Regions from separate parts of the Mus musculus genome. Here region 1 is linked to region 2. The links are chromatin loops, found by intact Hi-C in ENCODE. Cell type or tissue: heart. All regions are shown on one strand.

The links. Peaks named below come from ENCODE experiments on the same cell type or tissue, not always from the same donor. Only the 100,000 strongest peaks of a DNase experiment are listed, where the experiment ranks them.
Region 1: it touches region 2 in a loop (11-fold over the local background); 4 of 42 quality-filtered maps call a loop at or near these places.

Annotation. Positions count from the first base shown.
Region 1 is chr13:12,192,705-12,200,704 of GRCm38, forward strand. It overlaps Mtr (5-methyltetrahydrofolate-homocysteine methyltransferase), which reads right to left. Exons shown (of 33, transcript NM_001081128.3): 25 at 7,493-7,574; 26 at 6,342-6,440; 27 at 5,209-5,284; 28 at 2,534-2,689; 29 at 910-1,106. Among named protein-coding and RNA genes, the nearest start is that of Gm10336, 10 kb to the left of the region's middle. In heart, no CTCF peak of the experiment used is centred here; DNase peaks (open chromatin) are centred at 3,517 and 7,887; H3K27ac peaks cover 606 bases.
Region 2 is chr13:12,130,335-12,138,334 of GRCm38, forward strand. No RefSeq gene overlaps it. Among named protein-coding and RNA genes, the nearest start is that of Ryr2, 27 kb to the left of the region's middle. In heart, no CTCF peak of the experiment used is centred here; DNase peaks (open chromatin) are centred at 2,027 and 3,377; H3K4me3 peaks cover 806 bases; H3K27ac peaks cover 5,251 bases.

The DNA.
Region 1 (8,000 bases), 62 kb after region 2:
GCCTTCACTACCAGTCAAAGGAAAGCTCCCCATTCCCCAGCAAGAGCCAGAGCTCAGCGCTGGAACTGCCTGCTCTATCCTGCGGTGTCTGCACCTGAGCACACAGAGGAAAGCTTTAACTGTTCTCACATAACTCATGATAGCATTAGGGCCCAAATTTAAGAATTCCCTCTGATGTTACTACTAAAACCCTGCCATTATGAACTGCATTATGATAAAAGGCAATGCTACCGATTTTAAATTACTAAAAAAAGTAACACTGCAAATTATTAAATTCTAGCTCCACTTCTTGACTAAGGCAATTGTGTCTATAGCAGCTAAAGTCCTTGCTTGGCAAGGTAAGGCAAAAACAAAAACCAGAGGCTGTGCACTGCGGAGACCAGCTACAAAGAGAAGTAGAGCCAGGGTGCACTAAGTGTGCTTGTCTCTGCAGACAAAGCTCACTGGGTGCCAGCTCCCTCTGCCCATGTTCCATTCTCTGCGAAACAGAGACGTAAGCTGCCCGACACAGCACTATGTGGAGGGTCTCACTCCCTCTTCAGTGGATATCTGAGACAGTAAGCCACATGTCAGTCTTGAGTAGCAGACTCAGGTGAAAAGCAATTGTTGGGTTCCTGCCTCCTAGTTTCAAGAGCTAAGGGGACTGAAAGGCTAAGAGCATGAGTATGACAGCTAAGCTAACAGAACTATCCTTGTCTCTCTGCAGACTACAGTGAACCCCTACACCCATGTTGGAGTCTTCTCTCCATCCTCACAGAGGCCTAAGACTCAGGCCTATGGAGGACTGTTTAGATGAAGTGAGACAGACAAATGAAAGGCTCCGATTCCTTAATTCCCAACTGACATTTAGTGTAGTTTGCAAACCTGAAAGTCAAAGCAATGCCCTCGCTGTCCACACACATTGCATACCTGCTGCCTCAGTCCATAGAAGGTGGCTATGGGCTCAGCGGCCTGGGGCACCACCCCCTCTGCATACAGGTGGATGTCATCCTGGACACTCTGTGCTGGCCAGAATCCAACCACACCCCTGGCCTGCAGTTTCTTTTGACTAATCAGTATGTTCAGCATATTCTGAGCATCATTGTATACCTTTCTGGCTTCTTCACCTATTAAAAATATATAAGGATGTATTTAAAGATGCCAATAGTAATCTGCAAATAACAATTAAAACACTGCCACTTCTCCTTCCCCACAAAGACTGTTTGCCACGGACACAGCCTGAAACAGAGTACAGAGTAGATAGTGGGTCCATGAAATGAGCCCTAACAGTGGGCCTCCTCTAGCTCAATGTGTTTATATTTTCCCATTTAGTAGAATCCTGAGGCTAAATCCATGGCACCTCTTGTCAAAAAAGAAGGCAAGAACTGATATTCCACATATAATCCCATTAACTTCCCAGTGATGTTTGGACGAGACAGGGTCAACAGCGAAGTGTGGCCCAAATCCTCTTACATGGTGTTGGTGCTGTAACCTGGAAGGTGTCAGCATCTGCAATGGTAGGCACCCTCCTTCCTGATGTCCTACAGCTCTGGGACACTCTCCTTCAGTTCCCATTAGCTCTCAGTGGGCAACGTGTGCTGCCCTGCCCTGCCTGGGTGAAGTACAGTCCTACACTCCCTTCTCAGGTTGCCTGTGGTGGGCACAAGGACAGTACAGTAAGAAGCCGCTCGCCTAAGCCTTCGACTGCCCGTAAGCATTTTAACCCGCCCAGGACCCTCTCGAAGCTGACAAGTGTCTTGTTCCCGGGCTCTCTCCATCGAATCTAATGGTTCAGCAGGATGCCTCCTCCCGTGCTGCTCTGCTGTGGCGTCTTCATGCTGTGATTCCAAGTCTCTCGGTTCCTGGGTGGGGGTGAGCTACCCACGATAACCGAGGGGAACAATTTACTGATTTATTCATTTCTCTTCTTTATAACACCAAGTCTCCCTCCTTCCTTGAGTGTTCTGGGTACAACGAAGTCTGCAACTCCCCACGTGGACACCTGCATCCAAAGCTGCCCACTTTCCTTCTCTGAAATATCCTTTTTTCCTGGTTCCTATCCCTATACCCAGGCTCACCAACCCCATGGAATCTTCAATAACATTTCAAGTCCCACCACTTCCAGGAAGCCCACTCTAATCTCCTGTTGGAGTTCTAGCCCCTCTTCTTATGTGAGTGGGATCCCAGGCAGAGCCCTTAGCAAGAGTCGAGCATCAGCCCAGAACAAACCTAGGACTGTCAGCTCCACTGTAGTCAATCAGGTACTAAACCTCAAGATAGCTCCTTTTTTTTCTTTTTTTTTGCCTCTCTGCCATGCAGAGACCAGTGTGTAACTGATGTCAGTAAGTACATTTATTTGAAGAAAATGTTAATAAAAGGGCACATTTACCTGACATGATAAGGGCAAGCAAACACTGAAATGCTCGTGTGAAAGCTGAGTGGTGAGTCACGTGGAAGCAGCTGTATCCTGTACAAACTAAACACTTAGTGCCTTCCCTCAAACCACTCCGAATCACAACACATCGTGAACACCAGGCAGGCAGGACTTACTAACCTACTGCTTTGTCATTAAATATCTTGGGAAATCCTCGGTTCGGGTACTTGCCCCGGAGCTGCCAGACGTCAAAGAAAGGCTTCCAGTCAATGTAGTCCACCAGCTTTTGCAGGTTGTAGTCCTCAAAGACCTGGGTCCCAATAAACGTGGGCTTCACTAGAGGAGAGGCACAGCTGTCAGCGTTGGCACAGCAGCTGGGAGAGCACTCACACCAACACACACTGAGGTGTCCTCTGCTGCTCCTCACTCCACAGCGCACTCCCACACCTGCTTCCCTCCTGTCACCCGTAGGAGTTGTCTTACCAAGAACAGAACTTTCAATTACTGTGGAAAAGGAATTTTCCCATGCAGCTGACTGACTGCTGGAAACTTCCCTCCACCCTTCTAGCCCCACCATAGCCAAGAAAAAAGGAAGCCTTGAGTTCATCCCTGAGTATACAGACGGTCAGAGTGTTAAAGACCACTGCAGAAGCAGAAGGGCTTGTGTAATACACTACTCGTATCAGGTTTACAAACATGAACCAAGAGCCTTGCCTGCACAGTCATTCTCTCTCTCTTTCTCTCTCTCTCTCTCTCTCTCTCTCTCTCTCTCTCTCTCTCTCTCTCACACACACACACACACACACACACACATACACACACACACACAGAGTAGGGACATATACTGAAATGAGTTCCCTACTCTGCAGGGGAGGGACAAATACAGGACCTCCACTATGAATAAATACCCGATTTTAAAAAAAAAAAGGAGTCATAAATCATTTCTTAGATTGTATAATGGAAATAGAGGGGTGTTCAGAAATTGTCCTTTATATCCAAGCCTGAAACATACCATAACATACATGATTCTGGGGCCTCTATAGGCAGACTGTGCTCCAGCCATTTCAGGACACCAAGGACAAAATGCCACATGGATACTGGGCCAGAGGCCAAGGTACCAGTGCTACTGCCAACTCTGAATGGCCATGTCTCCCTGTGACTAGGGATCTGAGGACTGGCTGTTCCACTGTTAGCAGCTGCTCTGAAGAACACCGGCCTCTCAGGAAGCAAGGGGAGAGCGGAGGAGCTCTTAACTAGAATCTCTGCCTTCCTGCACCGCAGTGACTCCTCCCATCTGTTCTGCCATCTTCCCATGATTCACAACTGCCCCTCTTTTCAACCACCATTGAACAGCTTTGTTAACAAAGTCTGGATAGTCTTCTTAGGAGAGAAACTGAAGAGAGACCACTGACACTCCAGACTTAAAGAGGCCTCTTGTTACAGTGGCCTGCAGCTGTGGAGCTGCTGAGGGCAGGGCTACTCTTGATCAAGCTTCATGCCCAGAATCCTGGGGTTGTTGCTTCAGGCTCTTCTTCCCAAGGTCTAGAGAGAGAAAGCTGTCCTTTTTAGGGTTTGATGTCCTATAGCTCCCTGAAGATAACTGGAATAGCCTCAAAACATGGGAAGGCCATACCTTGAGACCCGCATCCTTCAGGCAGTAAGGTAGATAGAGCCGAGTGATGCATCATATGGGGGTTAAAAAAGGCAACCCAAGAAGTATCTCCACCACTACCAGGAGCCACAGCCCTTTTAGGATCGACAACTTGCCCTGACGCCTCTAGACCAACGTTTAGAGTAAAGATAAACAGTAAATAAAGACCCACAGCATGGACTCTGCTCTAGTGATTTCTAGGTCTTCAAAGGTTTTCACATTAGTATCTAATTTTACCCTTTGAACATTTCCTTAAAGTAATCCCCCTTTACACAACGGAGCTTGTAAAAATGCAGAAGACAGACACTCAAGGTCACAACAGTGAATCAGAGCCAGGAGCCAAGTAGGGACAAGCACTCGGGCCTCCAGCTCCCAGTCTGGCACTCTTTCCACTAAACCACCCTGAACCCAGCAGGAGTGAAATCAGAACTGAGCACACCTACATTTGCAATTTCATCTCAACTCTGCAGAGCATGTGTAGAGCACAGATGTCATGAGCACTGAAAGCGGATTTCAGACATTACCTTGAAAATACGGATTCTGCTAACAGAACCCCCTTTCACCCTGTCTTGGTTTTGCATTTGTATCTCATGTCTCTCTGAGCCTGTCAAAACATCTTACGCATATTATTCCCTTGTGAACACCTATGTGAGGTAAGAAAAGTAGCTAGAAATAAAACAGGAAGAAACCACATAACAGAAATTAAAAGGGAAGCATCCAGAGACAGAACAAGAAAGTGAAAAGGGACCCAGCTTTGCTGCAGAGTCTCTCAAGACCTGTAAGTGCAAGGCCATTTTATATTTCAGACATTCCAAGCCAAGTCTTTGGCCTGCATGCAACTCAGGTCAGTTGAGAAGTCCCACTCAAGCACAGCACAGGCTACAGAAGATAAACCTGATACTAGAAACCTGACAGTCATTCCAGTTACTATCTGAAATTCCCTTCTCTTCAGTTAAAATGGACACAATAGCCATGCTTGGTACAGAGTCATCAAGGACTCAGTATACTATGATGAATCCATCTCACAACAGTGGTGGCACTCAGTAGGTCTTCCTATCTACTTTCTTTTCCATTGGTGGAGTGGCTCATATGACACACAACTGAGAAGTTCTCACTGCAGGCTCCTTTGTAGCCAAGCACTGCAACACGTCCTAGACACTGTCAGTTATCACACTTAGCTGTGAGTCCAGCAGCAGCCACAGACCTGGATGAGGTTCAGAGAGCCAATCAATGTGGAAACCGTGTTTTCTGGCTTGACTTAGGGGTACGTATTTTCTCTCCTGTTGAAGAAAATAGTCAGAATCACTTAGCTTTTCTATCTCTACAATGAAAACATGGCCACGGAAGCTGATGTAGAAGCTTTTGCAAACGAGACAAATAACCAAATAAACAAAACAGAACCCTTTTAAAAGAAAATCCCTACCCTTTCCCACCCACTGTGGCTTCACACTGCCACTAGAAGAGGAGACAGTAAAGAGTGACATGTGTTTACTAGCTCCACATTGTGGTTCTAAGTCTGACCCTGCAGACTCGACCAGCTCTTTCAGGACACAAGTCGGTCTTGGAGTTAGCTGCCCCACCATAATGACCCTGAGGATCAGACCAAGGCAGACCCAAAGAACTGTCAGCTGTAGGCAACTGCAAGGAGAGTGGGAAGAAGGCATCAGCAGCACCTGGGGCTGCTATTCATTCTCTCGTTTATATCCTAGCAACTCTCCTAATGTCCCACACAAAGATGGAAGGCAGAGCACCATGACTTCAATTATGGAGTTCCTGAAGCCTAGAAGGGACATTGTTCTGAATGGCAGAAAACCTTGGGCAAGTAAGGAGAGGAGAGGTTTGTGAGTGTCTGGTTAATGCTCTATTTTCCTCCATTTCCCCCTCAAGCACAAGTCTGAGGATACCATTTTGGGATGATCTAGCTCCCACCTCTGGGATGTCAGTAAGCTCTTTCCCATCGGCCTGGTGTCTGGCATGGAGCCTAACACCCACTCAAGACTCAGAATGTTTGGCTCAAGACAGAAAAATAAAATTCTCAAGTGTTTCAAGACATAGTCTTGGTGGGTAGCCCAGGCTGGCTTCAAAGTCATGATCCTCTTGCCCCTCTAAGTGCTGGGTATAAGTAAGTAGGTCCATACCCTCCTTAAAATGCATTAGAACAACCAAAAGCAAAACGACAACAACAAAAAACCCACTCAGGACTATAGATACCAGAGAACTCAGATCTGAGCTAGGAAATAGACCTCTTCAAAGGACTCCTCAAACAGTCAACAAAGCCTATGAAAAACCATGAGTCACTGTGATCTGAAATGAGCAAGACCTGCTTTTATCACTTACTTTGAGAGACTCATAGTGGTCCTGTCTAATATCTTCATACTCTTCCAGTATTTCTTCAAAGTAGTCATCTCTCAGATTTTCATCTAACAGCTGAGAACACTGAAAGGGAAGATGAAGCTCAACAACCACGAGGCAGCAAAGGAAGACAAAGAGCTCAGAGGCTAGGGAGGTGGGCGGCAGACAAGGATGCCGGCTCCATGACCTCACTTTAATCCCTAGGACCCACGGTACAAGAAGAGAACTAGTTTCTACAAGTTGTCTCTGAGCTCCATACACACTGTGACACTGCACTACCATGACCACCCTGAGATACACTCAACTCAGCATAATCGTGATTACTGTAAAAATTCCATATATACTCCATATAATTAATACACAGATCTGAAATTTTTCCTTTTAGAAGATAGCTCAGAAACTGTGGTCACTGTCATCCAGTCTGCATGATGCTCCTAGAGTCTCCCAGATTATCAGCTCCTTCAGTAGATTTCTTCTCCTTCAAAAGTCTCTGTTGTCAGATCATGGGCTTTTGTTGAAAACTACAAATGTGATTAAGGACAGAAGGGACTGCTTAGCTCTTGTCTATCTTACACTGAGTTTCTAGGTGAAGGAAGCAGGATGTCGCCCAGCTGTTGTAGCCTCTTATTCAGCAAACACATGAGAATGACAATCAGGATTTACCAGAGGACAAGGGAAAGACACCTAGGCAAGGATTTTGTTAAATTCATTAAGAAACTATTTATTACTCTGGATTTTGAATATCGTTCTAATTTCTGGTTAAGTCAGCTGGCCCTATCAATTTCTTATATCCAAAAGGTCATTTTACATTCCAGTTAATTCTAGCAATAGTCAAAGAGATCATGTCATATCTGTAGATTAAAGGCATCTGTCAGCCTGGTCAGATGTATAAGTACAAGGCCTCTCGGTGCATCCTTCAGCTGCTGCTCACTCCTGTCAGCGAGCCTGAGAAAGCACTCGATGTGCGAGCAGGGCAGACACTGCAGCGACGGCACACCACCAACTCTAGCCTGCTCTTTCACATTTCTTTAGTAAAACTGGCCAAAATAAAATGGATCTTGGGTGATATCTTAGCTCTTAATGCTTTGTTCTCTCTTTACAGCACATTTAAAATAAAGGAAGGCTCCCACACTCACCACCACCACACTCTTGGATGCATCTAGGACGTGGATCACAGGCGCGCTGTACCGTGGTGCAATTTTAACTGCTGTGTGGGTTCTGAAAGTCAGGGTCCAGAAGGAAAGGACATCCGTTAGCGCTGACAGCTCAGAACCATTCGAGACAACGTCGCTACAGTGTCTTACGGGAGACTTACAAGCACTGAACTTCACACTTCTCTTATAAACTAAGAACGACTTTTCCCATCCTGAGATGGAAAAACTGGGTGAGATGATATGAATTGATAGGCCCAGGTTCCAAGGGAGTCTGACAAAATGAGAAAGGTTTGTTCACAGTTATCTGCCAGGCCTGCTTGAGCAAAGGGAGGGACCAGTCCCTGGCAGTCACACCCTATGTCGTCAAGGTCACGGTTCTTCCTCCAAATGAGCTGGGAGACAGCCAGCACCCCAGGGAAGCAGGAACCAGGCAGAAGACACAGGACACAGATCTGACTGCTGCCTCCTCTTTGAGAGAGACAGCTATACC
Region 2 (8,000 bases):
AAGGATATCAGTAATACGTACCTGGCACATTTCTCAAATACATCCAGAAACTCTACACATTTTACGCCCTGATCAATAATAATGATTAAATTGCTATGGGGACTGGGAATCATTGAACACTGTGAAAGGAAGTGTTTGTGCTTTCTCCCTTTCTATACTTCCAACATCCTCGACACTCATCTTCCAAACGGCTCACAGTATTGAAAACATACAGCACTGAGTAGCAAAGATGAATTTACTTGAATGCTAAGGCAGTTTAGAAACAGAGACAGTCTTCCAAAGAATGGGGGAATGGTCATTTGTAGCAGCCCATGATTATAGTTTGCTTAGAAAGAGGAAACCTGTTAGAAGCAAACTGTCTGAGGCAGGCTGTAACTCAGTGGTAGAGTGTTAGCATGCCTACAGCCCTGGCTGGATACCCAAGCTGCCCCTCCAACCCAGAGAAGGTAACTGTTTGGATGTGTTTTGGTTTCTTTATCTCTTTTGCCAAAAAGCAAGAAGCAGGCAGAATAGCTGACAGTTCTGGTTTGTGCTCTCTCTCTCTCTCTCTCTCTCTCTCTCTCTCTCTCTGTGTGTGTGTGTGTGCGTGTGTTGTAGTATATGCATGTTTTTCATATGTGAGATCCAGGCCAGCAAGAGAATCTGTCTCAAAAAAGCGAAGGTAGACAGCATCTGCGCAAAGGCACTCTGACCTCCACATACATGCACATCAAGTGCATGTGAGCCTGCATGATCATGTACAGCAGCCAAACATGAACACACACGCACATGATATCGATGCACCCAACCGAGGTAAACAAAATGAATATAAATAAAAGGCGGAAGCTAAGACCTGTCAGCGGGCTTTATTAATAATCCTGTGATACGGCCTCCAAAGAAGCAACGCCAGCTGCTGGGCTCCCTGGGCAGATCCCAGGCTCCTCTTTATGTTTCTAGTGAGTCTGGGGTCAGAGGGTCCCAAAGGAACACATCCTATCGCCGGAGCAAGACGAGCAGCTGCTAGGTTGACGGGACAATCATCACATACCTTCCCTTGTCCCTTTCCCCGTCCTCCCAGGAGCTCACACGTGCTTTCTCTTTACCCAGCAGCAAGACACTATTCTTTACATTATTAGCATCCTGAGTTTCTGGACCTCCCTGTTGGAGACAACAGGACAACAGCACCAGCTGATTTCTAAGGCCCATTTCTTGATTCAGTGTGGACTTTGTCAGCTACAATGGGAAGCCAGGAAGTGACACCGAGGGTCATTCATACCAGTAAGACCCATCATGAGGGAAAACCTTATACTGGTATTTGGTCCATCACAATGGCCAAAATACGTGGCATGAACAACTTAAAAAATAAAACTATTGGCTTCTAGATCCAGAGGTTTCAGTGTAGGACAGCAGGGCAGGCAGAGAGGAGAGGCTTGGTCCAGAGCAACAGTAGTCTGTAGCAAAGTTTGCTCATGTGGTAGGAGACTAGGAAACAGAGAACGGGGCCAGAACTCAGGGCTGAGTATTACCTTTAAAAGCCCACCCCTATTCCATTTCACCAGGTAGGCCCTAACTCCTAAAGGTCCCATGCCCCAGCAAATAGTGCCATCATCCAGGGAACAATCATTTAAAGCATAAGCCTATGGGGACATTTTAGATCCAAACCACGATACTCCTTTTCCCCTCCCCCCTCCATGCATCTCCTGTGTCCTGCATACATACAGAACCAAGTTCTGGACACTGAGAATGCCCAAGTCTGAGACCTCCGTGGAAGATAAAAGTTGGGATTACAGCTATTTTTCTTAATTTCTTATCCATTGGGAATCTGGTTTGGGGGTTCATTTGAATAGGACCCTAGGAACTAGATATGGGATGACAGACTCCCTCCTTTGAAAGCACTCACAAGTCAATAAAGAATAGAGATCAGCAACTCCATGGCAGTGAGGTGTGTGCTTAATCTAGTGATATCCAGAGAGGCTGTGCCCTGCCACATACCAGAGCCCTGCAGAACAAGACCCACAGGACTTTGCTGATAAGGACAAGAGGCTTAGCAGTGACAAATCGTGACGCACATCATTATCTTCATGACCCCATGCTGCAAAGCAGCTCTACTACACTGAAGGAAACTTACTGCTAACACTGTACTGGTTGCATTTGTCACTGAGAAGCCCCTGTTGGGATACCCTGGGCTCCTGTGTTTCCCTACTAGGCAATGAAGATCATGCCTTCTCCATCTCTGGAAGGACGACTGTGAGATTTAACTACTCAACCTTCTCTGTGTGTCTCTCTGACTTTGTCTCTGTCCTCCTGCCCCAGTTACTCTCAGATCTACCATCCAGGAGAAGAGGGCTCTGTCTGCTCCCTGGGCACTGGCTATGCTGGAGGGTCAGGAGGCAAAAGGAGTCTGCAAACATCTAGAAAGCATCAGAGAAACCACTACTGGGTTTTGCTTGTCTACAGGGGCAGTGGTGGTCACGGAAAATGAAAAATTAATTAGGAGAACATGACTGCTGGATTTCCTTTATTCTTGAACCAAATCAAATCAATACAGTTCTCAGATCCTGCCAATAAAAGGCAAAGACCTAATTGTGCCTGACTTGGGAACTGCCAAGAAACAGAACCACAAGATATCTAGGGCAGGACAGAGATAAGGCAATCCTAAGAGCCCAGTGACCAGCTTGGCTAGCTGGAATAGCAAACTTTATACTCAGTGAGAGACCCTGACCTCCCCCACCCTCCGTCACACCAATTAAAAAACAAAAAAGAAGTGGATGGCTATGAGGATGACATCGTGGTTAAGCCTAAGTGTGAAGACTAAAGCTTGGAGCCTTCCCTTGGAAAGATCCCAGAGCATATCCTTGAGCTCTGGGTTTGATTGAAAGCCCTGACTCATTGAATAGGGTAAAAGAATGCTTAAGGATGATTTCTGAAATTATCCTTGGACCCCTACCTGTATACACACAGACAAATATATCTGCACACACACACACACACACCATATGCATAACAAAAAGTGACTACAGGAATGCTTCTTGTTTGATACTTTGTGTTTTCTTCTTCTTTCCCAGAGTTGTAAGCATGTTTTGAGATTTTCTTGCTGTTGTTTGTTTGCATAAACATGATATTTCTGGTACTGAAAAATCACCGCTGTTGTTAGGCAAAGCACAGTGTGCCATCCTCATCTCAGAATGTGTGTGGAGACACACACATTCTGACTGGGAATATCGTCAGTCACCCTCGGGTCATAGAGTAAACAAGGATACTGGTGTGTAAAAGACTGACAGCCAGAGAGGAGATAAGAGGCCATTCTGGGTAGGTGCTGCCTACGCAGTGACAAGAAGCTGGTGTCTTCTCATCAGCTTTGTCAGAACTTGTGAGCATAACCCTGTCAGCACACAGGACTGAGAGGGGACACAGAGCAGCTGGCCCTCCCTAAGCGAGGTAGAGTGCCGCCTCTGACAACTTCTGCCGATCCTTTTAAGGAAGGGTCAGGCAGTAGTCATCGAGCTGGTATGACAGGCCAGGCCATCCAGAAGGACATAAAAAACCACAGATGATTTCATGGAGTCTTGAGTTTGTTCAGTAGCTACTGCCCCAAAGCTTGGCCTGCCAAAGGGCTTGTCCACAGCCCGAGAAAACTCTTGAGTTCAGTAACTTGAATCTGGGTGAAATTTTCCAACGTGATATGAAGGGTAGTTTTCACTGTCACCTTGACTGAGTCTAGCATCAGCTAGATTAGTGAAGTGCACTCCTGGGCATGTCTGGGAGAGCATTTCCAGAGAGGATTAGCCAAGATTGGAAAGCCCACCCTGATTGTGGTTGATGTCACATTCATGGGCTGGGGGACCTGGATGGACTAAAGTAGGGAGAAAGAACCAGGGCAGGTGATCATAGCACTCCCTCTCTTTGTTCTGACTAGGGACCCTGACTGCTCTCACCCTCTCAGGCACACACTGATACAGCCTCCTCAGAGAGACCTTTCTTGTCTGTAGAGATAGCTCCGTAGATGGATAACTTGTCAGATAAGCATGAAGGACCATAGTTCAGATTTCCAGAATCTATGTTTAAAAAAAAGAAGAAAAAGAAAAAAATCAGGCATAGATAGCAACCACTGATAACCTCAGTGTTCTGGAGGTAGAGACAGGAAATCACCGAGGCAGGCTAGCTAGCTAGACTAGCTGGGATTGATGACCTCCATGTTGAATCTTGCCTCAATACAATAAAGTGCAGAGCAATAGAGGAAGTCACTTGGTATTGTGTTTGGAAACACACATATATACACACACACACACACACAGAGGAATACCCACAAACATGTGTGCATGCAACACAAATAAAGAGACTTTATTTATTTATTTATTTATTTACTTTATTTACTTCACATGGTAGAACTGGATCCTGTCTCTCTCGTCTCAAAACTCTCTACCCTATACCCTCTTTTTATTTCCATCCCAGCAATTTTTCTTATCTTGTTTGCATATGTATAGTCAGTTTGCTATTTATTTTATTTACTAAGCATTAAACACAGCAGGTGTGGAGCCTGGGTATTAAGCACATCGCTCCAGAATCTGGCCCTCTGCAGGTGCTTGTAGCAGTTTACATAGGAAGTTTCTCCCCCAACATCTTTGTGTCTTTGAATGACTGTTGTGTGCATGCACATGTGATGTTGAGTTTATGTTTCTACATGTCTATGTGTGACTGTCTATGTTATAGGAGTGTGGGTAGATGCGTGTATGGGTGTGTATTTTATGTGCATGTGTATGTGTACATGCAAGAATGTAGTGTGTGATATATGATTGTATGTTTCTTAGTGTGTATGAATGTACATTTATGTATATATTCTATAAGTATGTTAAAGACTATGTGTTTGACAGCATTTATGTGTATCAGTGTGAAAGCATAAGGTATGCAGGTATGAGCATAAGAGTACATGTGTGTGCATGTGTGTGTCCTGTATGAGTATATTTGAGTTTTGTGTGTATGTGCATATGTGCATGTGTTTCTGCTTCCACGTGTGAATGTGTATGTGTGTCAGAATCTAAACTAAATGGTGCTGAATTGCCTACAAGAGATTCAATCCCTGATCCCCCAATCCAGAGAGAGTAGTGGCTCATTATCTAAGGAGAATCCTGAAGACCACAGGCCCACCTGGGAATAAAGACACACACTGAAAACAAATGATTGCTTCCATTTTTCATAGAAGCTAGGAGTTTCTCAGAATGCTGGTAGCAAGTCCTGCTCCCCCAATCCCCACACCCACCCCCCGGCCCAGAAACATGAGAATTTCCTTCTCCTAGGAACCTAATCCATGCTCTTCATGAAAAGTTTCATACCCTGACACTCTCTTCCCCACACCACCTGCCAGCCCCACCCTCTGAAGTGAAGTCACAAACCCACAAGAGCCACTATACAACAAAGATCCTCTGACATCCGTCACAGAACCCTAGTCTGAAGTATAAGCAGATGGCCCAAATCACTAGACATGGTAGAAAAGTCCCTAATATGGGCCCCAAAAGAAGCGAAGGCTATATGGGGGGGGGGGGGGGACGACTAAACGTTCTCTAACATCAACATAGAAAAAAAAAACATATTGCTTCCATAAAACCACAGTGCCAAGCACTCTGGTCGAGTCAGCTTGACAGGCCAAGAGGCTTGGAAGCTACTCACGAGGCAAAGAGTTTCACGGAAACTCACCTCCTGGAGTCTGGTGTCCTCTCTAACCCATACATTAATATTCCATTCCCGCGTTAGTCTGGTATATGGATCCAGGTGCTCTCTTTTAGTATTATCCTATTATAAGTGCCTTTTAAGATTGAATTCTGACGTAGCTAAGCCTTCACCAGTGTTCCAACAGTCCTAGAAAGTCCTTGAGCAGACCATGGGCTTGGAATTCAGTAAGAATGTCGCCTATTCAGTGACATTCAGAATTGCCTCTAGCATTACACTATCACTTTGAATAAAAGCTAGGTCACTATCCTACACAGGAATTTACCATCTTCTAGGAAGAAGGAAGTTTCAGACCTAAGGAGAAACCAAAATAGATACTTAGAACTATATATAGCTAAGTTACATCCATACACACGTATTTACAATGGCCTAGGGGAAAGGTGGACTATACAATAGACTAAAATAGGAACTATGGCAGGGGCACGAAGCCCTTGACCCTGGCTTCTAAGATTAAGTGAATCTTAGGTGGAGCTCTTGTTGATCCCAGTTGTTAACAATGAATTCTACCCCAGGTGGTTCCTGTTAGACCTTCTGTGTTTACATTCCTCTGTTTTATGTAAGAATCCAGTAGCCTCTTTGTACCGTGCGGGTGTGTCACCCAACTTCTTTATTGTCTTCTGCATAAAAAGTCTGATGCTCGATTTGACATTACATTCAGATTTTACACAACCTCTCCAGTGTGCATCTGTCTGTCAATTCATCCAACGCTTTGCTCACCTTCGACTAGAGACCCGTTCCACGCAGACAAAAGGGCCCAGAGGGTCTGCGGCACCACAGGATACTTCCTCAAGGGTACATCCGAAGAACAGGAAAAGAAATCTTTCATATAAAAATGGGAGAAATTTGGCAGCATATTGAAAGGCAAAATTGAAGCGGTTTCTGAGAAGATAAAGAAAAGAAATTCTAGGAGAGAGATATAAGAAAATTGAAGTATTGATCTAGGAGTTCAGACAGAGAAAGAGGAAGACATGATCAACACAAAACATAATTTCCTAGCCATCAAGGACATGAGTTTCCCTTCAAGGGAGACAAGGAAGTATCTAGGATACTGTCATGAAAGTTCAGAATACGAGGGTCAAGTAATGAAGCAGACAGAAATCAAAATGACACAGAAATTCAGAGCAATGTCAAAATGTCTTAGTTTTGAAAGGAGTGTTATTTCCAGCACAGAACACTATATCTCATCAAATGACTAAGTTGGTGGTGAGGTAAAATAAATGTTTCCATTTTAGGATGTGCAAAGTCTTACAGTTTTACCTGTCATGGCCCACCAAACATCAACCACTAAGGGTGCTGTCTCATAGGTGTCCCATCAAGACAATGAAATAAATAAAACGTAGTCCCAGCAAACAAGGAACTGGGAACATTGAAAATTCAGTGCTGTAGTCTCTCACAGGAGTGTCCTGCACGGGTTCATGAGTGCTGTAGTCTCACAGGAGTGTCCTGCACGGGTTCATGAGTGCTGTAGTCTCACAGCAGTTCTTAAGGCCTGTCAAGAGTTAACAACCCCCTGATGCTTTTAACCTTAAAGTGTGAATTTCTTGCCTGACATTAGGCTGATCCTAGGCAGGGCTTGTTATCCCTAATGTAAACATTTAATTAGTCCCTGTAAATTCCTTTCTGCTGTAACTGGTGAATTTCAGTGTATCTTGTCTTTTTGTGATTTGTATCCTCTGAAAATTCGTTGTTATATAAGTCTGAAGCTCAACCAGAACAATACATTCAGATCCAACACCATTCTCCGTGTTCGACTGTCTGTCACTACATCTTATCTCTGCCCATCTACTCTAGAGACCCTTTCTTACACAGGCACAGGGGACCAGAGGGCCTGTGGCAAGCAGTGTCCTGCATGAGTTCATGAGTGCTGTAGTCTCACAGCAGTGTCCTGCACGAGTTCATGAGTGCTGTAGCCTCACAGGAGTGTCCTGCACGGGTTCATGAGTGCTGTAGCCTCACAGGAGTGTCCTGCACGGGTTCATGAGTGCTGTAGCCTCACAGGAGTGTCCTGCACGGGTTCATGAGTGCTGTAGCCTCACAGGAGTGTCCTGCACGGGTTCATGAGTGCTGTAGCCTCACAGGAGTGTCCTGCACGGGTTCATGAGTGCTGTAGCCTCACAGGAGTGTCCTGCACGGGTTCATGAGTGCTGTAGCCTCACAGGAGTGTCCTGCACGGGTTCATGAGTGCTGTAGCCTCACAGGAGTGTCCTGCACGGGTTCATGAGTGCTGTAGCCTCACAGGAGTGTCCTGCACGGGTTCATGAGTGCTGTAGCCTCACAGGAGTGTCCTGCACGGGTTC